2 separate regions of the Homo sapiens genome follow, and region 2 is linked to region 1. A link is an interaction called in ENCODE POLR2A ChIA-PET data of the cell type or tissue named here. Cell type or tissue: MCF 10A. All regions are shown on one strand. Each heading gives the region's core, and the rest is flanking DNA. Links, peaks and the distances in the headings are about the cores only. Region 1 overlaps TTC5 (tetratricopeptide repeat domain 5). Region 2 has its middle 10 kb from the start of RNASE10.

Evidence for each region. ChIA-PET counts read pairs that join two places held together with the same protein. Peaks named below come from ENCODE experiments on the same cell type or tissue, not always from the same donor. Only the 100,000 strongest peaks of a DNase experiment are listed, where the experiment ranks them.
Region 2: POLR2A ChIA-PET joins it to region 1 with 5 read pairs; 2 of 35 experiments call an interaction of 5 or more read pairs at or near these places.

The regions. Positions count from the first base shown.
Region 1 is chr14:20,295,616-20,298,422 of GRCh38, forward strand. It overlaps TTC5 (tetratricopeptide repeat domain 5), which reads right to left. Exons shown (of 10, transcript NM_138376.3): 6 at 775-831; 7 at 93-239. Among named protein-coding and RNA genes, the nearest start is that of TTC5, 8.9 kb to the right of the region's middle. RefSeq lists an enhancer at 1-640. In MCF 10A, for the core only: no CTCF peak of the experiment used is centred there; no DNase peak of the experiment used is centred there.
Region 2 is chr14:20,493,766-20,496,572 of GRCh38, forward strand. No RefSeq gene overlaps it. Among named protein-coding and RNA genes, the nearest start is that of RNASE10, 10 kb to the right of the region's middle. In MCF 10A, for the core only: no CTCF peak of the experiment used is centred there; a DNase peak (open chromatin) is centred at 1,606.

The DNA.
Region 1 (2,807 bases), core at 287-2,786:
CTCTACCTCGTAAACCTATTTATTCTTATTTTATTGACCCACGACAAAATAAAAAAAAAAAAAGTGGAATTCAGCCCTTCAGACATTTTTACCTTACTCTCAAGGAGGCTGGTTAATCTATCCAGGAATTCCAGAAGTTGTTGCTCTCGTTGCCGGGGCTCTGGCCAGGCAGGGTCCAGGGCTGCAGCCCGAGAGAAGCCCTCCAGGGCCTCCCCATAACTCTCTTCATATTTATGCAACTGTACAAGAAGTGTATCCCAATTATAAGTATATCCAGACAAACTATCCCGAGGGAATGGCACCATGGGCTAGGAATCTAGAGAAATAAACTGTTTTCCTTCCTGGTTATTTTCCTGTGCTGCAACAAACAGCCTGAAGAGCTGGTAACACCTTACATCCTTCTTCCTAGCCAAGATGATCACAACCCCAAAGATGGAATCATTTCAAAGAAGCTAATTTCCAAACTCTAAAATAGTTAAGTTGTATATATTGGCTCACTTGACCTTTATATTTACTTAACATTTCAGAAGTCTTCTAAAAGATCCCCCCATTCTCTACCTATTCTTCCACCTCCACAGCCCCTTCTCCTTTCCCTCCAGTGACTACACCAGATACTGAAGCCAAACCGAGCTAGCTATTTATAGAAATAGCATGGCTTTCCTCTCGCAGTCTGTACCCAATCTTGTCCCTATGCAAACTCAGTTATCCTCACAAGCTAAGACATAGGTGTCTTATTTATTTGACCCTCAGATGACTACACCCCAAAGGTCTTACCGTCGCCCTGTTCAGATGAAGGTCAGGATTGCTAGAAGCTTTTCTGTCAACTTTCTCCTATAATGGGATGAAAAGATTATCAGTGGATCCTGTCTCAATGTTAAGGACTGACATGCCCAACATGTCCTACGCCTCCTCTTTCTAGAGAAATGGAAGTTTCTTCCTTGCCAAAATGGTATTTATACCACAGAAGCAGTTACCGTATAACAGTGTGGATATCTTAGTCCCAAAACCTTAGGGATATAAGTGTTTTTGTATGTGTGAGACTTCAAAATATTATTATAATTTATCCATGTAGTAGTATTAAGATAGAATAAATCTTTATATAAATGAAATATGTGGGCCGGGCACAGTGGCTCACACCTGTAATCCCAGCACTTTGGAAAGCCAAGGCTGGCAGATCACCTGAGGTCAGGAGCTCAAGACCAGACTGGCCAACCTGGTGAAACACTGTCTCTACTAAAAATACAAAACTTAGCTAGGCATGGTGGCATGCACCTGTAATTCCAGCTACTCAGGAGGCTGAGGTAGAATTGTTTTAACATGGGAGGTGGAGGTTGCAGTGAGCCGAGATTGCACCACTGCACTCGAGCCTGGGTGACAGAGTGAGACTTCATCTCAAAAAAAATAAATAAATGAATGAAATAGGTGAAATCATTTTGATTTTTAAAAATTTAAATAGTGAAGTGCTGGTAATAAATGAAGAAAGGCTAGGATAGAAATGGTGTTCATTTAATGCATTTCCTCTGCCCATAAACCTAGCTCCAGACACATGCGGAATCATGTTTCTACATCCAAGTTCCCTTAAAACACAGATAGAAAACCAAATTCAGACTCTAACTAAAATAGATGGCCAGGAAAAGAATTTTTTTTAAACAGATAAAATAGATGGCCAGACACCACAAGACAGTGCAGACCATGTGCTGTGAAGCAACTGCTGGCTATGTTCATGACTATGCTTATTATATTTTTTTAATTCTCTTCATTACCTGGCGCATTGTAAAAGCACAAACAACATGAATTAAAATTGTTTAAATGGTTGGTTCAGATATGTTTACAAATGCAGGTCTGGGCGAAAAACTTCAGATTAAAAAGAGATGACCAGGCACGGTGGCTCACACTTGTAATCCCAACACTTTGGGAGACCGAGGCGGATGGATCACCTGAGGTCAAGAGTTCAAGACCAGCCTGGCCAACATGGTGAAACCCCGCCTCTACTAAAAATACAAAAATTAGGCGGGCATGGTGTGGCACGTGCCTGTAATACCAGCTACTTGAGAGACTGAGGCAGGAGACTCACTTGAACCTGGGACACGGAGGTTGCAGTGAGCCGAGATCGTGCCACTGCACTCCAGCCTGGGTGGCAGAATGAGACTCCGTCTCAAAAAAAAAAAAAGATTAAAAAGTGACTATTTAGCAGAAGCCAAATATAAAATGTTGAAGGAATATACCACACTATTCTTTAAAATGTAAACATTCACCAAATTAAGAAATTAGAGTAAAATATAATTGCTCTAAAAGTTCCGTGATTGAAAAAGGGCAGTTTAAAGTCAAAGGTAGAGTTGTGGGGAGAGTGGCAGGAGGGGGAGAAAAACCAATTTAAAAGGGCAGTCCCTGAATTGCAAACATGAACATACAGTAACTGTGTTCTTTATTCTACCACAGGGAGCAGAATAAGTAATGATAAGTTAAAAAGCAATTCTCTATATCAAGAGAAGCAAAAGAAGAAAGGTAAATATGAGAGCTAAATAAAAAGTGCTCAGAGGACCAATGTGAAGTCAGAAGCCAATTCTAATAATGAGAAAAAAGGCACTCAAAGTCTGAGGGAAAGCCCTATGCAAATGCCTATCAACATAAAAATGCTTGAAAACCTAAATAAATTTCTTGAAAACCTAAATAACCTAATTCACTTAATTCCTAGGAAATGACACAGAACAAGCTACACATTGTTTTCTCTTTTAGCCCATGGGAAATCCAGAGCCATAATATTACCTAACGGTTAATTTGGGGATAGCACTTAATTTACACTGAAG
Region 2 (2,807 bases), core at 102-2,601, 200 kb after region 1:
AGCTAGTACAGAGCCACTGAGCATTTCCCTCCCTAGGGCTCACTCTTCCTCAAAACTGCTAGTGTCTTGCAGATCCTCTCTCAAAACAAAAGAGGAAGTCAGAGGTGGAGCAGGGAGTGGTTTGAACTACTGGTTTTACTGGAAAAGGATTCCTGTTCCAAACCTCAAGAGCAAGTTCTTCGATCTTGAGCAGGAAAGAATTAAGGACAGGGCGCAGAGTACAGTATAGTTAAAACAGTTCATTAGAAACTACTCTATTACAGAGTAGGGCATCCTCAGAGAGCAAGAGGAGGAATGCCCCTACTTTAAATGTAATGCTTGCTTATACAGGATATTAAGGTTAAGAATAGTTTACTTTGGGAGTCCGAGGTGGGTGGATCACGAGGTCAGGAGATCAAGACCATCCTGGCTAACACGGTGAAACCCCATCTCCACTAAAAATACAAAAAATTAGCCGGGCATGGTGGTGGGCACCTGTAGTCCCAGCTACTCGGGAGGCTAAGGCAGGAGAATGGCATGAATCCGGGTGGCGGAGCTTGCAGTGAACCGAGATTGCGCCACTGCACTTCAGTCTGGGCAACAGAGCCAGACTCCATCTCAAAAAAAAAAAAAAAAAAAAAAAAAAGAATAGTTTACTTTATTATAAAGGCTTGTGATCAAGTTGTGACAGGCTATTAGTATTGTTATTCTCCGGTGTAACTATTGATTTCAGCAATAATTTATGAGTGTAGTATTATCTTTAAAGTGAAACCCATGTTTATTTTTATGTGTTTATTTGCTTACACCTTCACCACCACAAGAAACCCTCCCACCCACCTTTTTTTTTAAGACAGAATTTCACTCTTGTCGCCCAGGCTGGAGTGCAGTGGTGCGATCTTGGCTCACTGTAGCCTCCACCTCCTTGACTCGATCCTCTTTGATCCTCTGGATTCTCTCACCTCAGTCTCCATGCCCAGCTAATTTTTATTTTTATTTTTTTATAGAGATAGGATTCTACCATGTTGCCTGTCACGTGTGTCCGTGTGAAGAGACCACCAACGGGCTTTGTGTGAGCAATAAAGCTTTTTAATTACCTGGGTGCAGGCGGACTGAGTCCAAAAAAGGAGTCAGCAAAGGGAGATGGGGTGGGGCTGTTTTATAGGATTTGGGTAGGTAGTGGAAAATTACAGTCAAAGGGGATTGTTCTCTGGCGGGCAGGGGTGGGGGTCACAAGGTGCTCAGTAGGGGAGCTTCTGAGCCAGGAGAAGGAATTTCACAAGGTAATGTCATCAGTTAAGGAAGGAATCGACTGTTTTCACTTCTTTTGTGATTCTTCAGTTGCTTCAGGCCATCCGGATACTTACACGTGCAAGCTTGGGCTCAGACGCCTGACATTGCCCATGGCTGGTTTGAACTCCTGAGATCAAGCAATCTAACTGCCTTGGCCTCCTGAAGTGCTGGGATTACAGGTGTGAGCCACCATGCCATCCAAGAAACCCATTTTTAAACTAAGAATGCCTTTTTCCATCAACTCATTTCCTCAACCATAAACATTTTGTGATTAACAGTGCCCAATTTCCTGGGAAAGTAACCCAGCAGGTTTGGCTTCATCTGGCCTTTATTCAAGATGAGTCACTCTGATTGGGACACCTCGAATACTGGTGCAAATACCCAAAATGAAACAAAACTGCCTGAACTTACTCATTACCCCCTTCCTTACAAAGCCAGCAGACTTCCTTTTTGTAATTTCCTTCCCCTTCAAGTTTCCTTTCCTTTCCTGTTCTTTCTTTTTTTTCATTCCTTTTTCCTTTCCTTTCTCCTTTCCTCTTTCCTGTCCTTTCCCCTTTCCTTTCTTTTTCTTTTCTTCTTTTCTTTTCTTTCCTTTCTCCCTTCCCTTCCTTCCCCTCCGCTCCCCTCCCCGCTTCTCCCTTTTCCCTCCCTTCCCCTCCCTTTCCCTTGCCCTTTCCTCCCCTCCTCTTCCTTCCTCTCCCTGCTCTCCCCTCCCTTCCTTTCCCTTCCTTTTCCTTTCCTTTACCTTTCCCTTCCTTTTCCTTTCCTTTCTTCTCCTTTCCATTATGGAAATTTTTAAACATGCACTGAAATTAGAAAGAAGCATATGATTTAATCCCCAAGTGCCCATTACATGCAGCTTCAACAGTAATCAACATTTTGCTCATCTTGTTTCATCTCTTCTCCTTATTTTGTTATTTTTACTTATTTGTTTATTGCTGCAGTATTTTAAAGTTAATTGTGAGTTTATTTTTAATGGAGTCTCTGTCTCCCCATGGTACAACTTGAGGCTGGGCAGAGGAAACCAAGCTTGATGAGTTCAGTGCCTCTGCCTGCCTCCCTGGCTCTCCATTGCCGCCTCACAGTTGGAATCAGGTGCGAAAGCTATTTCACAACCTGATATTTATTCTTCTCATAAATGTTGTTGACTACCTTCATTGTTCCACACACTTTGCTTGGCACTGAGGACAAGAAGAGAGATGGCATAGGAAGCTCTCAGCTCAGTGTGCTGGAAGATAAGTAAAAGGGCAATCCTGACGGTTTGGCCTGATTATTTCCACAGGTGGAAGAGTTTTATTTACCATATAGGCCTTCTTAAGTTTGCTTCGTAAATCTAGAGCCATATACTATTCACAAGGCCACAGAATGAACTTCTTTCTAGAAGTTTCCTTAAGAAATCTCAGACTGACTTTTAAAAGCCTCTATTATTTGCTGTTGTGAGGTTAGAAAAACCAAGCTCAAGAATCTCTTTCCACTAGATTTTTACCCACAGTACCTATACATTTGGATGAATTTCTTTCTTCTCAAGTTTCTCATAT